Regions from separate parts of the Homo sapiens genome. Here region 1 is linked to region 2. Evidence: read pairs that join two places in POLR2A ChIA-PET (ENCODE). Cell type or tissue: GM12878. All regions are shown on one strand.

Region 1 (8,000 bases), 70 kb before region 2:
TTAGAAAAATCATGTAATCATAGCAGTATTTCAAGGTCCCTCAAAGCATGTGGAAATGCCTTCCACAAAAGTACTACATACACCTTTAGTTGGTGAAGCTGTGGGTGATGAAAGATATGTGGCTTGTTCTTTAAAATTTATATGTTTCAGCGGCTCATTTGTAACTGCATCAATAAGGTAGCTTATATAACCATTTATTTTATTTTATTTTATTTTATTTTTTTGAGATTGTGAGATGGAGTTTTGCTCTTGTTGCCCAGGCTGGAGTGCAGTGGTGCCATCTCAGCTCACTGCAACCTCCACCTCCTGGGTTCAAGTGATTCTCCTGCCTCAGCCTCCTGAGTACCTGGTATTACAGGAATGCACCACCACGCCCGGCTAATTTTTTGCATTTTTAGTAGAGACGGAGGTTCACCATGTTGGCCAGGCTGGTCTCGAACTGCTGACCTCAGGTAATTCACCCACCTCAGCCTCCCAAAGTGCTGGGATTACAGGCATGAGCTACCGTGCCCAGCCTATATAATTGTTTTAAAGAAACAACTGTTTTCCTGTAATCCCAGCACTTTGGGAGGCAGAGGTGGGTGGATTACCTGATGTCAGGAGTTCGAGACCAGCCTGACCAACATGGACCAAACTCGGCAACAAGAGCAAAACTCTGTCTCAAACAAACAAACAAACAAAACAACAAACAAACACTGTTTTCTTCAAAACAATAGTATGAAATCAAGTAGCTGTTTAAGAACTTTTAGTATTTCAGACCATGGAACAAAAATTTGAGACCACGACCATGGGCAGTTCTAGTGTCCCTGTCATTCCAAGCGTCTTCTTCCTACGCGGTCCTGTTGCGTTTGGCATTTTGCGGTGCTCTCTCTAGGCTTTTGCTGAGTGCTATGGGAGTGTGGGGCCTGGGACAGAGACTAGCCCTTGGGGAGCTGGCCCAGGCATCCCAGGGGAGGGGGAAACCCCAGTCGAAACATAACATTCCTGTGACCTGGAGATCCTGCCATAAAGCAATCTAAAGTGACCTCCGGAAAGAGGAAGTGGGTGCGCGGAAGGATGTGAGCTGGCGAAGCAGCCTGCCTTCTCCGTGGGAAGCCAGCATTCACTGCTCAGCTTTTTTTCTTCCCCGAAGCTCCAAAGGCTGAGCTTGTTTGTTTGCTTTTCTCAATCTGCCACCTACGTTGCACCCACAATCCTCTGTGGAATGCAGTCGGTCCAGGGCTCCCTCCAGCTTTCTGCCCATCCCACACTCCCACCCAAGCCCCCCACCTCCACCCCTCAAGCATACAGATCCTCATCTTTTTATTTCTTCCTCCTTCCCTCCCTCTCTCCCTCCTTCATTCCCTCCCTCTGTCCCCCTTCTTTCTTTCTTCTTCCTTTCCTCCCCTCCCACCTTCCTTCCTTCCTTTCTCTCTTTCTTTTCTTTCTTCTTTTCTTTTCTTTCTTTCATTTCTTCTTTCTTTCCCTTTTTCTGTTTTTCTTTTCTTTTTTCTTTTTCTCTCCTTTCTTTCTCTTTCTCTTTCTTCTTTCTTTCTTCTTTCTTTTTTCACTCAGCTCACTCTAGGGAAACAGACAGGAAAAATAACAAGCAAAGGTGAAATTATAAACATTCCAGAAGTCTTACAGTGTCCTCATGACTGTCATTTCCAAACGTGTGCTCTTCACACACATTTGCCAGACTCCCGGGTTGGAATGCTGGTTTCACCACCTGCTAGTAACAGGGCCTTAGGCAAGCAACTTACTCTTTCTGTGCCTCAGTTTTCCCACCTCTAAAGTGGGGATAAGAAGAGGACTTACCTCATAAAGGTAAGGTCTAAATGAGTTAACATATGGAACATATGTAAAAATGTGGAGTAACTCCCATGGGAGAACATTAACTATTATTGCTTTTAAAATTCTGGAAATCCCACAGCCTTTTTGGTTTGAATATGACTTTTACTCCCGAGGAACCAAGTAGAACAATAGATAGGAATTACTTAAGTGCCATAATACTTGGATCTCAGAGATACCCCAGAATATCTTCCATAGTAACAGAAAGTCAAGGTAGGTTCTACCTTGACCTAACATTACTCTTTTTCTTTTCTTTTTGAGACTGGGTCTTGCTCTGTCACCCAGGCTGGAGTGCAGGGGCATGGTCAGAGCTCACTGCAGCCTCAACCTCCTGGGCTCAAGTGATCCTCCCACATCAGTCACCCAACCCAAGTAGCTGGGACTACAGGCCCATGCCCCCATGCCTGGCTAATTTTTAATTTTTTGTAAAGACAGGATTTCACTATATTGCCCAGGCTGGTCTTGAACTCCTGAATTCAAAGATCTTTCTGACTCAGCCTCCCAAAGCGCTGGGATTACAGGCATGTGCCAGGACGCCCCGCCTCATTTTCGCTGTATTTTATCTAGGTCTTTCCCAGTAAAATTTGATACCTTAAGAGAAAACCATCCATAGGGGTGGCAGGCAGTGGAAACGTAGTTTTTGACTCAAGTTATACAACATAGGTAATTGTTATCCCAACCAATTACGGGGATTTACACGGACATTTAAGCTAGCTCTAGAAATGGACACTAGATTGCTCAGGTGAAAGCAGTCTTACATTTTAAAGACTCATGGCATTTAACCTCTCTAGATGTTTTGCAAAGTATTTCTTCATCCCTGTGCCAATTGTTCTGTTTTGTAATATGGAGAATAAAAAAATACAACTTCACATGAGTAGGTCTCTGAATTAATTTTTTTTTTTTTTTTGAGACAGAGTCTTGCCCTGTCGCCCAAGCTGGAGTGCAATGGCACAATCTCAGCTCACTGCAACTTCCACCTCCCGGGTTCAAGCGATTCTCCTCCCTCAGCCTCCCGAGTAGCTGGGATTACAGGCGCCCGCCACCACACCCGGCTAATTTTTGTACTTTTAGTAGAGACGGGGTTTCACCATGTTGGCCAGGCTAGTCTTGAACCCTTGACCTCAGGTGATCCACCTACCTCGGCCTCCCGAAGTGTTGGGATTACAGGCGTGAGCCACTGTGCCCGGCCAAATTACTTTGATTAAAAGAAAAATATTAGACAAATTAAATGAACAGAGTTTAATTGAGCAAGGAATGATTCATGAATTGGGCAGCCCCTGAAACAGAATAGTTTCACAGTGGCTCCAGCACAGCCACGTGGTGGAAGATTTATGGACAGAAAAGGGAAAGTGATGGACAGAAAATGGAAGCAAGGTACAGAAATGGCTGGACTGGTTAGAGCTCAGCATCTGCCTTATTTTAACCTGGTTTGAACAGTTGGCTGCCTTTGATTGACCAAAACTCAGTGACTGGCCCAAGAGTAGGTTATAGTCTGTTTACGCATCCAGTTAGGTTACAGTTCACTATGTGCAGGGAAACCTTTAGACTGAACTTAAAATATGTAAGGGGGTAGCTTTAGGCTAAACTTAATTTAACAGTTTATTTATTTGAGATGGAGTCTCGCTCTGTCTTCTAGGCTGGAGTGCAATGGCGCAATCTCGGCTCACTGCAACCTCTGTCTCCTGGGTTCAAGCAATCCTCCTGCCCCAGCCTCCTGAGTAGCTGGGATTACAGGTGCGCCACCATGCCCAGCTAATTTTTATTTTTTTAGTAGAAATGGGATTTCACCATATTGATCAGGCTAGTCTCGAACTCCTGACCTCAGGTGATCCACTCACTTCGGCCTCCCAAGGTGCTGGGATTATGGGCATGAGCCACTGCATCCAGCCATAACAGTTTATTATGTAACAATTTATCAGTAGTGCTGTCTCAAAAACATTATCGACATACAGCTACGTAGAGCTACTACTCAGGTCTTGACTTAAACAGAGCTAAGAATATTCTTGCCTTCATTCAACCTTATTAAGTCCTTTTTTTTTTCTTAAATTTTATTTCCTTTCTTCTCCTTCTTCTTCTTCTTTTTTTTTTTCTTTTTTTTTTATAAACAGGGTCTCGCTCTGTTGCTCAGGCTGGAGTCCTGGGTTTAAGCGATCCTCTTGCCTCAGCCTCTCGAGTAGCTGGGACTACAGTTGCATGCCTACCTTACATTTTTATTTTTGGTAGAAATGGGATCTCACGTTTTTGCTCAGGCTGGTCTCGAACTCCTGGCCTCAAGTGATCCTCCTGCCTCAGCCTTGGCTTCCCAAAGTGCTGAGATTATAGGCATGAACCACAGGGCCTGGCCGTAAACTCCTTTTTTCTGATGAAAGTATCTTCATTGTAGATACTTGGAGGTATAACTTTGAATATTCCCTCGGTAATTCTCTGACCTAAGGCCTTCATAATTTTATTTTGTTTTAATTTTTATTTATTTATCTATTTTTTGAAGATAGAGTCTTGCTCTGTCACCCAGGCTAGAGTGCAATGGCGCAATCTCCACTCACTGCAACCTCCACCTCCTGGGTTCAAGTGATTCTCCTGTCTCAACCTCCTGAGTAGCTGGGATTACAGGTGTGCACCACCACGCCCAGTTAATTTTTGTATTTTTTAGTAGAGTCAGGGTTTTGCCTTGTTGGCCAGGCTAGTCTCAAACTCCCAGCCTCAAGCGATCCACCTGCCTTGGCTGCCCAAAGTGCTGGGATTACAAGCGTGAGCCACTACACCAGACCAGGCCTTCATAATTTTATAAAATGTATTCTATAGGGTTGACATTTTAGAAAAGTATTCTGGATTCAGTGAAACCGTTGACAAACTTTTTTTTTTTTCGAGATGGATTCTCACTCTGTCGCCCAGGCTGGAGTGCAATGGTGTGATCTCAGCTCAGTGCAACCTTCACCTCCCGGGTTCAAGCAATTCTCCTGTCTCAGCCTCCTGAGCAGCTGGGATTACAGGCACCCGCCATCATGCCCAACTAATGTTTGTATTTTTGTGGAGACGGGGTTTCACCATGTCGGCCAGGCTGGTCTTGAATTCCTGACCTCAGGTGATCCACCCGCCTCAGCCTCCCAAAGTGCCGGGACTACAGGCGTGAGCCACCATGCCCGACCTGACAAGCATTTTTGAACAACCTCTTTGTTGGCCATGGTAGGGAAACTTGGCTAAGTATGCTCGAAATGGCACTTAATGGGAGCCATGGGCCTGAAAGGGCAGGCAGTGCTGGCGTGGGCTGCCCTGGACAGAAGGCCATGCTGTTCTCCCAAGTGGATGCTGGGCACACTGGACAGAGGACCGGACCATGTGGAACTAATTCCTAGGGGCCCGAGGGCACGGTGCTCCCTCTCTAACATTATTTGTTGAACAAGTGAAGCTTTTGGAAACTTTCCAGTGAATCTGCCCACCTTTGAAATCTTTCTAATTAAATATGTAAGTGTTAACTTGGAGCAAAACATCATCTCCATAGTTACCTTGCTTGTTAAGAGCTCACTTGTCTTTGCCAAGAACAGGTAAAACAATGTCCGTTATGAATTTTCCTGTTGCATGGTGTGTAAAAAAGGACTTTCTGTTTTCATGAAAGAAAGTACAAATAGATCCATCAAGGACCTGAACAGAGTTTTGCTTCTAGCTACTGAGAGCATGTTTGACTTGGACTGAATTTTTAAACTGTGTTTAAATTGAATTTTAAATGGAGTTATAAAATCGTAATTAGGCTACAGTGACAATGAGGCCTCATCACTGTGGCTTGAGTAAAGCCATGATGTATATTTTCAGGACAAACATATATCGTATCCCTGGAAATAGTAAAAAATAAGCCTCCTTCGTAGTTATTTTATTTGGTGGAGGGTGAGCAAGTTGAAGAGTCAAGGAAACTTTTAAAATTTGGATTTAGGTTTTTTTTTTTTTTTCAGGGGGGTGGGGGAACAGTCTTGCTCTGTCAACCAGGCTGGAGTACAGCGGCACAATCATATTTCGCTGCAGCCTCTGACTCCTGAGTTCAAGGGATCCTCCCGCTTCAGCCATCCAAGTAGCAGGGAATGCAGGAGTATGCCACCATGCCTGGGTATTTTTTAAATTTTTTTGTATGGATAAGGTCTCGCTATGTTGCCCAGGCTGGTCTCGAACTCCTGGGCTCAAGTGATTATCCTACCTCAACCTCCCAAAGTGCTGGGATTGCAGGCGTGAACCATCATGTCCCGACTGAATCTGTTTTACTTATAGCTTTTTTTTTTTTAACATTTTCTCATTTTCTGACCTTGACTGGATACCTTAACTGAAAATGATTTTTCAACAATTATCGGCTGGGCGCGGTGGCTCACCCCTGTAATCCCAGAACGTTGGGTGGCTGAGGTGGGTGGATCACTTGAGGCCAGGAGCTTGAGACCAGCCTGGACAGCATAGCAAGACCCCATCTCTACAAAATCTACAAATATTAGCTAGGCATGGTGGTGTGAGCCTGTAGTCCTAGCTACTCGAGAGGCTGAGGTGGGAGGATCTCTTGAACCCAGGAGGTCAAGGTTGCAGTGAGCTATGATCACACCACTGCACTCCAGCCTGGGTGACAGAGAGACCAGAAAAAAAGGGAGACAAGAAGAGAAAAACAGAGAAGTAGAAAAGAACCGTGAGGGATTGTAGTCTCAGGAGCCAAGGGAGAGATGAGTTTTGTTTTGTTTTATTTTTTTGAGGCGGGATCTCACTCTGCTGCCTGGACTGGAGTGTAGTGGCATGATCATGGCTCGCTGCAGCCTCGACCTCCCAGGCTCAAGCAATACTCCTATCTCAGCCTCCAGAGTAGCTGGGACTACAGGTGTATCACCATGCCCAGTTAATTTTTTTATTTTTTATCTTTTTGTAGAGATGGGGTCTCCCTATTTTGCCCAGGCTGCTCTTGACCTCCTGGGCTCAAGCAATCCTCTTGCCTTGGCCTCCCAAAGTGCTGGGATTGTAGGCGTGGGCCACCGAGCCCAGCCTGTTTTGTTTTGTTTTTTAAGAGACAGTCTCCCTATGTTGCTCAAGCTGGAGAGAAGTGGCATTTATTCACAGACACAATCAAGGCTCACTACAGCTGGAACGCAAGTGATTCTCCCACCTCAGCCACCTGAGTAGCTGGGACTACAGGTGCACAGCACCATGCTGTGGGATGACCATTAATGTTAAATGAAGCAGAAAGAGGCCGGGCGTGGTGGCTCACACCTGTAATCCCAGCACATCGGGAGGATCACTTGAGGCCAGGAGTTCGAGACCAGCCTGGCCAACATGGCGAAACCACATCTCTACCAAAAATACAAAAATTAGCTGGGCGTGGGTGGGGGTGCATGCCTGTAGTCCCAGCTACTCGGGAGGCTGAGGCAGGAGAATCACTCGAACCTGGGAGGTGGAGGTTGCAGTGAGCCGAGATCGCACCACTATGTTTCAGCCTGAGCGACAGGGCAAGGCCCTTTCTCAAAAAAAAAAAAAAAAAAAGAAAAGAAAAAAGAAAGAAACTGAAAGAAAATTTTCCTGGCTCCTCACTTCCAGATGCAGACACAGGTCCCCCAGCACCCTTTGAGTCCCCTCCCACCAGAAGTGGCTTCCCGAGAGTCCTGGGGGCCATTGCTACAGTGTTTCTCTCCCATGGATACTAAGGCTTCCTTGGGGATAGGCATTTCTCCCAGAGCAAGGCAGAGCCTCTTCCAGCCACACGGCTGTGACTTCCTGACTCAGCCATTCGTGGTCCTTCTGTGTTGGTGGCCACCTGAGCAGTCAGGGTGCCAAAGCTTCACAGTGATTTGTGACAGAGCAGGGGACCATGTTTCCCTCTCTTTGAGTCACAGTTTGTTAGTAGTGTGCTATTTGTTGGAAGGATCTCAAGGTTTGGGGCATCCACAGGGGAAGATTCAAGAAACATCCACTACGCTGGGCTGAAAATCTCTGCTTCTTTCCAGCGAGTCTCTTGGTTCCTGAATAGTTATCTCTGCCTCACTCCTTTGCTCAGAATGTGCTGTCTCCTGGGAGACCCCTGCAAATATGACTTCTGTGGGAAGACTTTCCCATGGGCTGGGCATGTCCAGTTCCACCCAGCAGTAGCCCTGGCTTGGGTTCAGTCTCAGCAGCTCCTCCGCTCCATGCGACCATTCTCTCTCATGCTATTTTGTGTT
Region 2 (8,000 bases):
TAAAATGTTTCTGAATTATTAAACAACAAAAGCAGGATATAGAACAATATCAAATTATTTGCAGGGTTTTTTTTTTTGTTTTTTTTGTTTGTTTGTTTTTGATTTTTGAGATGGAGTCTCACTCTGTCGCCTAGGCTGGAGTGCAGTGGTGCGATATCGGCTTACCACAACCTCTGCCTCCTGGGTTCAAGCAATTATCCTGCCTCAGCCTCCAGAGTAGCTGGGATAACAGGCACCCACCACCACGCCTGGCTAATTTTTATATTTATTTTATTTTATTTTTTAACCACTCTGGATCTTGATGTGTAAAGTGAGCATAATAATGGTACGTCCTGCATAAGGTCATTTTGAAAACTATATGAGTTAGGCTGGATGCGGTGACTCACGCCTGTAATCCCAACACTTTGGGAGACTGAGGTGGGTGGATCACCTGAGGTCAGGAGTTCGAGACCAGCCTGGCCAACATGGTGAAACCCCGTCTCTACTAAAAGTACAAAAATTATCTGGGTGTGGTGGTGGGTGCCTGTGATCCCAGCTGCTCTGGGGCTGAGGCGGGAGAATCGCTTGTATTTTTAGTAGAGACAGGGTTTCTGTTTCCCCATGTTGGCCAGGCTGATCTCAAACTCCTAACCTCAGGTGGTCCACCTGCCTCGGCCCCCCCCAAAGTGCTGGGATTACAGGCATGAGCCACCGCGCCCAGGGTTATTTGCTGTTTTTATAATTATGCATACAAAAATGTACAAAGGAATACAACGAAGTGACAAAAATAATTGTATTCGAGTGGTGGAATGGGCGATGCGCCTTTCATTGATCTAGAATCTAAATTTTATTTAGTATGCTTTTTAAAGTAACGCTTTTATTTTAGAATCATTTTAGATTTACAGAAAATTTGAGAAGACAGTGTAAAGAATTCCTATATATATATCCTATCCCCAGTTTCTGTTATTATGAACATCTTACATTAGTGGGATACATTTGTCGCAAGTAAATGAGCCAATAACTTAATGGTATTGTAGTTTCTTTCTTTCTTTCTTTCTTTTTTTTTTTTTGAGAGTCTTGCTCTGTCATCCATGCTGGAGTGCAGCAGCACAGTCACAGCTCACTGCAGCCACAGCCTCCCAGGCTCAAGCTGAGCATGATCTCGGCTCACTGGAACCTTCCTCTCCTGAGTTCAAGCAATTCTCCTGCCTTAGCCTCCCAGATAGCTGGGATTACAGGCACCCACCACCATGCCCAGCTAATTTTTGTATTTTTAGTAGGGACGGGGTTTCACTGTGTTGGCCAGGCTGGTCTAGAATTCCTGATCTCAGGTGATCTGCCCACTTCGGCCTCCCAAAGTGCTGGGATTACAGGCATGAGCCACCGAGTTGGTCTGCAGTTTCTTAATGTAGTTTCTAAAACTAAAAAAACTTGTTTTGTAATCCAAATAAACAACATAGAAGACAATGTCATTATTTTCATAACTTCTAACTCCAACTTAGTATCCTAATATTTATTATTTTTCTTATTTTTATTGTATTACCTTAGACTCCTCTTGGCATGGATTCTTGGCTACAAACTGGAACCCAATTTTTTTTTTTTTCTTTTGGTGGCAGGGTCTGGCTCTATCTCCCAGGCTGAAGTGCAGTGGCACGATTTCCATTCCCTGCAACCTCTGCTTCCCAGGTTTAAGCGATCCTCTCACCTCAGCCTCCTGAGCAGCTGGGACCATGGGACCACAGGTGTGGTTAATTTTTGTATTTTTTGTAGAGTTCAGGTTTTGCTGACCTTGGCCTCCCAAAGTGCTGGGATTACAGGTGTGAGCCTCCGTACCCAGCTGGAACAAATTTTTGCTTTATCTTCATTTGCCATATGCTTATGCATGTCGTTAAAGTAATTAAAACTTTATTGATTGATAAAGGTCCTAGGAAATGTTTTCCTTAAAGTATCATGGAAATTGTTTACACATCTGAGCCTTACACACATCCGAGAATCAAACTGTGTGCACTGCCTCTCCAACAAGTCTATAAGGTCTGCCTGGGGTCTTTTTTTTTTTTTTTTTTTTTTTTTGAGACGGAGTCTCGCTCTGTCGCCCAGGTCGGACTGCGGACTGCAGTGGCGCAATCTCGGCTCACTGCAAGCTCCGCTTCCCGGGTTCACGCCATTCTCCTGCCTCAGCCTCCCGAGTAGCTGGGACTACAGGCGCCCGCCACCGCGCCCGGCTAATTTTTTGTATTTTTAGTAGAGACGGGGTTTCACCTTGTTAGCCAGGATGGTCTCGATCTCCTGACCTCATGATCCACCCGCCTCGGCCTCCCAAAGTGCTGGGATTACAGGCGTGAGCCACCGCGCCCGGCCCTGCCTGGGGTCTTAACTTCCACCTCCTCCTCCTGTATTTTTTATGTCCAAGAATACCCAGTTCAGATTGGTCTTAGAGTATATCCTCAATAAATACCAGTTGTAATAAGTTGTAGAAGTTGAATAGTTCTAGTAGATGGGGTATTGATTTTAAATAACTAAAAGTAAAGGGTTCTTTCTGAAATTGCACTTGAAATGTCAGACCTTAATGTTTTGTTTTGTTTAAGAGACAGGTCTTGCTATGTTGCCAGACTAGCCTCAAACTCCAGTTCTCAAGCGATCCTCCCACCTCAGCCTCCTGAGTAGCTGGGACCACAAGCATGCCTGGCTTAGACTTTAATTTTTGACACTAGGACACTATGATGTTTTTCCTCGGCATCACTCGAAAAAGGAAGCTCAAATAAATCCTTAGTAGAAGCAGATTTTAGTCTTAAATTATAAAAATCACTAAAAAGGCAGATAATAATTATTCTAAAGAACATACTTCCAGCTTGCTTTTATTTTATTTATTTATTTATTTATTTTAAGACAGGGTCTCACTCTGTCACCTAGGCTGGAGTGCAGTGGCACAATCTCAGCTCACTGCAACCTCCACCTGCTGGTTCAAGCAATTCTCCTGCCTCAGCCTCCCAAGTAGTTGGGATTACAGGCGCCTGCCACTGCACCCTGCTAATTATTGTAGTTTTAGTAGAGACGGGGTTTCACCATCTTGGCCAGGCTGGTCTTAAACTCCTGACCTCGTGATCCACCTGCCTCAGCCCCACAAAGTGTTGGGATTATAGGCGTGAGCCACCGAGCTCGGCCTCCAGCTTGCTTTTAATGTCTGAACTATAGAATGGAGTGTGTGTTGTTTTCTTCTTTTAAACGTTTCTCCCTGGTGAATTTTCTTTGTTCTAACTGCCAAGTTCATTTCAAAGAATCCTTCTGAGTATCTAGCAGTTAAAACAAATCCTATAGATTATACAAAGAAATAGTCAACGGAAGCAGCCAGCTGCCTATAGTACTACTTTTTATAGGAGAAGAAGACATTTTGTTTTAAAATAGAACTTTAAAAATCTCAAAGAGGTATTTCCCCTATTTTTTTAGTTGATAAATATATTTTCACCTTTTAGGATAGTATTTACTTGATATAGCCAAAATTATAACACTGAAATTAGGAAAAATGCTGAACAGTGTGCTAACATATATTCTGTACCTCATCTTAAGTGGTTTTGGAAAATCCCTAAAAGTAAACTACATGAAAAACTTAGCATTCTTTTATCTTCAAGGAAGTCTACATGTTACCAAAAAAATGTGAGGAGCAAAATTTTGTTTAAAAATTAGGATTATGAGAAGAACAAATTTATACTTTCAGTTTACTAAACTAGTTTAAATTCAGTAAGCACAGAAGCCCATTATTAGATTATAATTTCAAGGAAAATGTTGAGTATCAGGAGTAAAGAGTGAAGTCTGATATTCACAATTAATGGTTGAAAATTCCCCAAAACAAAGTTAAAACTAGCACCACTGACCATTTTCAAGACAGTTATGTGTTTTAATTTAAACTGCTTATTTTATCAACTATTGTGTAACTTCTCTTTCTTACAGAGGTGATTTGACTACCCAGCAATGTTACTATTAAAGACTTTATTACAGAGTGATGTTTTAAAGCAAGACTAGGCAAAACTTGTTACAAATTAACTTGATGTTATATATAGAAGGAGCAGAATTGAATCAGCCTATTTGAGGCAAAACATGCCTTTGAGATACTGAATGCTGTAAATATAGTTAAGCAACTCTGCTAATGAGCTTTGGGAGAGAGAACAGAGGTGGCTTGGACAGTACAAGAAGTAACTGACCAAGGAAGTCCCCAGAAAGATGTATATCAAAAGGTGGAACAGTGGAATGACAGGCAATTCTTAACTTTCTGTGTGTACTTTTTTGCACAACTTGAACTTTAAAATAATGAACATTCTGGCCAGGTGCAGTGGCTCAAGCCTGTAATACCAGCACTTTGGGAGGCCTAGGTGGACAGATCACTTGAGGCCAAGAGTTCGAGACTAGCCTGGCCAACATGGCAAAACCCCGTCTCTACTAAAAATTCAAAAAAAAAAAATTAGCGGGTCATGGTGGCGGGCGCCTGTAGTCCCAGCTACTCGGGAGACTGAGGCAGGAGAATGGCGTGAACCTGGGAGGTGGAGCTTGCAGTGAGCCGAGATCGCACCACTGCACTCCAGCCTGGGTGACAGAGCGAGACTCTGTCTAAAAAAATAAATAAATAAATAAAGTAGCCGGGCATGGTGGCGCGCACCTGTGATCTCAGCTACTCAGGAGGCTGAGGCATGAGAATCTCTTGAACCCAGGAGGCAGAGGTTACAGTGAGCCGAGATCGCACCACTGCACTCCAGAGTGAGACTGCCTCAAAAAAAAAAAAAAAAAAATCTCTCCCTCTCCCGCTCCCGCTCCCTCTCCCTCTGCACAGTCTCCCTCTGATGCCGAGCCGAGGCTGGACTGTACTGCCGCCTCTCCCCTTTGCACGGTCTCCCTCTGATGCCCAGCCGAGGCTGGACTGTACCGATGCCATCTCGACTCACTGCAACCTCCCTGCCTGATTCTCCTGCCTCAGCCTGCCGAGTGCCTGGGATTGCAGGCGCGCGTCGCAACGCCTGACTGGTTTTCGTATTTTTTTGGTGGAGACGGGGTTTCGCCCTGTTGGCCGGGCGTGTCTCCAGCTCCTGACCGCGAGTGATCTGCCAGCCTCGGCCTCCCGAGGCGCCGGGATTGCAGACAGAGTCTCGCTCACTCAGTGCTCAATGTTGCCCAGGCTGGAGTGCAGTGGCGTGATCTCCGCTCGCTACAACCTCCACCTCCCAGCCGCCTGCCTTGGCCTCCCAAAGTGCCGAGATTGCAGCCTCTGCCCGGCCGCCACCCCGTCTGGGAAGTGAGGAGCGTCTCTGCCCGGCAGCCCAGTCTGGGAAGTGAGGAGCGCCTCTTCCCGGCCGCCATCCCGTCTAGGAAGTGAGGAGCGTCTCCGCCCGGCCGCCCATGTCTGGGATGTGGGGAGCGCCTCTGCCCGGCAGCCCAGTCTGGGAAGTGAGGAGTGTCTCTGACTGGCCGCCCCATCTGAGAAGTGAGGAGCCCCTCTGCCCGGCCGCCACCCCGTCTGGGCGGTGTACCCAACAGCTCATTGAGAACAGGCCATGATGACGATGGCGGTTTTGTCGAATAGAAAGGGGTGAAGTGTGGGGAAAAGAAAGAGAGATCGGATTGTTACTGCGTCTGTGTGGAAAGAAGTAGACATAGGAGACTCCATTTTGTTCTGTACTAAGAAAAATTCTTCTGCCTTGGGATGCTGTTAATCTATAACTTTGCCCCCAACCCTGTGCTCTCTGAAACATGTGCTGTGTCCACTCAGGGTTAATTGGATTAAGGGCGGTGCAAGATGTGCTTTGTTAAACAGATGCTTGAAGGCAGCATGCTCCTTAAGAGTCATCACCACTCCCTAATCTCAAGTACCCAGGGACACAAACACTGCAGAAGGCGGCAGGGCCCTCTGCCTAGGAAAACCAGAGACCTTTGTTCACTTGTTTATCTGCTGACCTTCCCTCCACTATTGTCCTATGACCCTGCCAAATCCCCCTCTCTGTGAAACACCCAAGAATGATCAATAAATACTAAAAAAATAAAATAAAATAAAATAAATAAATTAAAAAAATTACAATTAAAAAATATGAATTCTTTTATAATCATAAAACAATAAACATATTTCCTTTTTGGAAAAAGATAATAGAAATAATATGTTAAAGTTTGACTTCTGATATCTAAAAAAATTAAAGTTTAATAAAGCATTACAAGTATTATATTAGAGTATCTAGTTTTGTTGTGCCTTAAAGAATTTGCTCATCCACAGAGTGCCAACTGCATTAGAAAGAAAACAACTCTCCTTTCTAACTCACCAGCATTGATTTTCTGTTGTTGGCATGTAGAAGAGTATTTCAAAGAATGAATGAAAGCTATAATATTTATTAGAAGTAAAAAAGTTCTAAAGATATGCTACCTTACTGGGATGCTTAGAGACCATTTGCAAACCCTGTTTATGATCTAGAAATCCTGTTTTTCATTTTTTATTTGTAAAACTCTATAAATCTCAAAAAATTTTAGGTGGATTATCATGTACCTAAGGGTAAAATATAGTTGAAATTATTCTTACCTGATTTTTCATATCTGAATTTCGTGGGCAGTTCAAAGTAATTGTATCACATTCTTCAGCTAGGAAAAAAAAAAAGAAAGAAAGAAAGAAACAAAGTGTGATTTTAAAAAGCACACACTCCGTGGTGTAAGACCTAAAATTAAGGTTCAGTGTCACATGCTGCCTTGGCATCTGGTAAAATCAGAAGGGCTGGACTACAAATTCCTCTCCAAACTCTGCTCTTAAGGATAAGATCCCCCAGCTAAACAATGCTGCTTATCAAGAGATTAGGCACAATTCCTGCTTATTTTTTATTTATTTTTTTAAAATAAGAGACAGGGGCAGGCGGATCACCTGAGGTTGGGAGCTTGGGACCAGCCTGACCAACATGGAGAAACCCCCGTCTCTACTAAAAATACAAAATTAGCCAAGAGTGGTAGCGCATGCCTGTAATCCTAGCTACTCTGGAGGCTGAGGCAGGAGAATCACTTGAACTCAGGAGACAAAGTTTGCAGTGAGCTGAGACCACGCCATTGCACTCCAGCCTGGAGAACAAGAGCAAAACTCCGTCTCAAAAAAATAAAAATAAGAGACAGAGGGTCTCACTCTGTCATCCAGGCTGGAGTGCATCTCACAGTAACTTGGAACTCCTAGGCTCATGTGATCCTCCCACCTCAGCCTCCCAAGTATCTGGGAAGATAGGCATGTGCCACCACACCAAGCTAAGTAAGATATAGGGCCTCACTGTGTTGTCCATGCTGGTTTTGAACTCCTGGCCTCAAGTGATTCTCCTGCCTTGGCCTCCCAAAGTGTTGGGATTACTAGTGTGAGCCACTGTGACTGCCCCCTGCTTATTTTTTGGGTAGTGGGTTTCAGTTTCCTACCAACATGTGGAATTATTCAAACAGGCTGATCACGAACTCACATGGGAACCAGAAGGCAGCCTACCCTTTTGATGCCACAATGTTTGTCTCACACAGCCCATGGTTTTTTGCTCTGCTCTCAAGTACAACATCTGTGTCCCCCTGCGTGGCTCTGTGTGATGGGCAGTGTCCTCCTCCCCTGGGCTGTGCATATATGTGACTCATAAACTGCTGCTGATCTTGTCTCTCCAGTGTTGGATGTGTGTGTTTGTCCATCCCCATAATCCTAGAGCAGGGGTGAGGAGAAGGTGATCAAAACAACTGGCATGATAGCCAGGAGTGGTGGCTCACGCCTGTAATGACAGCTATTCAGGAGGCTGAGGCAGGAGGAGCACTTGAGGCAGGAGTTTAAGAGCAGCCTGGGCAACCCAGTGAGACCCAGTCTCAAAAAACTTAAAAATTAGCCAGGCATGCTGGTGTGTGCCTGTAGTCCCAGCTACTTGGGAGGCTGAGAGAGGAGGATCACTTGAGCCCAGGAGTTCAAGGCTGCAGTGAGCTCTGATCGATCATGCCACTGCACTCCAGCCTGGGGGACAGAGTGAGACCCTGTCTCCAAAAATAAAAAAATAAAA

The links. Peaks named below come from ENCODE experiments on the same cell type or tissue, not always from the same donor. Only the 100,000 strongest peaks of a DNase experiment are listed, where the experiment ranks them.
Region 1: POLR2A ChIA-PET joins it to region 2 with 10 read pairs; 3 of 35 experiments call an interaction of 5 or more read pairs at or near these places.

The regions. Positions count from the first base shown.
Region 1 is chr1:236,496,398-236,504,397 of GRCh38, reverse strand. No RefSeq gene overlaps it. Among named protein-coding and RNA genes, the nearest start is that of LGALS8, 24 kb to the left of the region's middle. RefSeq lists an enhancer at 935-1,229. In GM12878, no CTCF peak of the experiment used is centred here; no DNase peak of the experiment used is centred here; H3K27me3 peaks cover 259 bases.
Region 2 is chr1:236,425,977-236,433,976 of GRCh38, reverse strand. It overlaps EDARADD (EDAR associated via death domain), which reads right to left. Exons shown (of 6, transcript NM_145861.4): 4 at 6,527-6,585. Among named protein-coding and RNA genes, the nearest start is that of EDARADD, 36 kb to the right of the region's middle. In GM12878, no CTCF peak of the experiment used is centred here; a DNase peak (open chromatin) is centred at 4,116.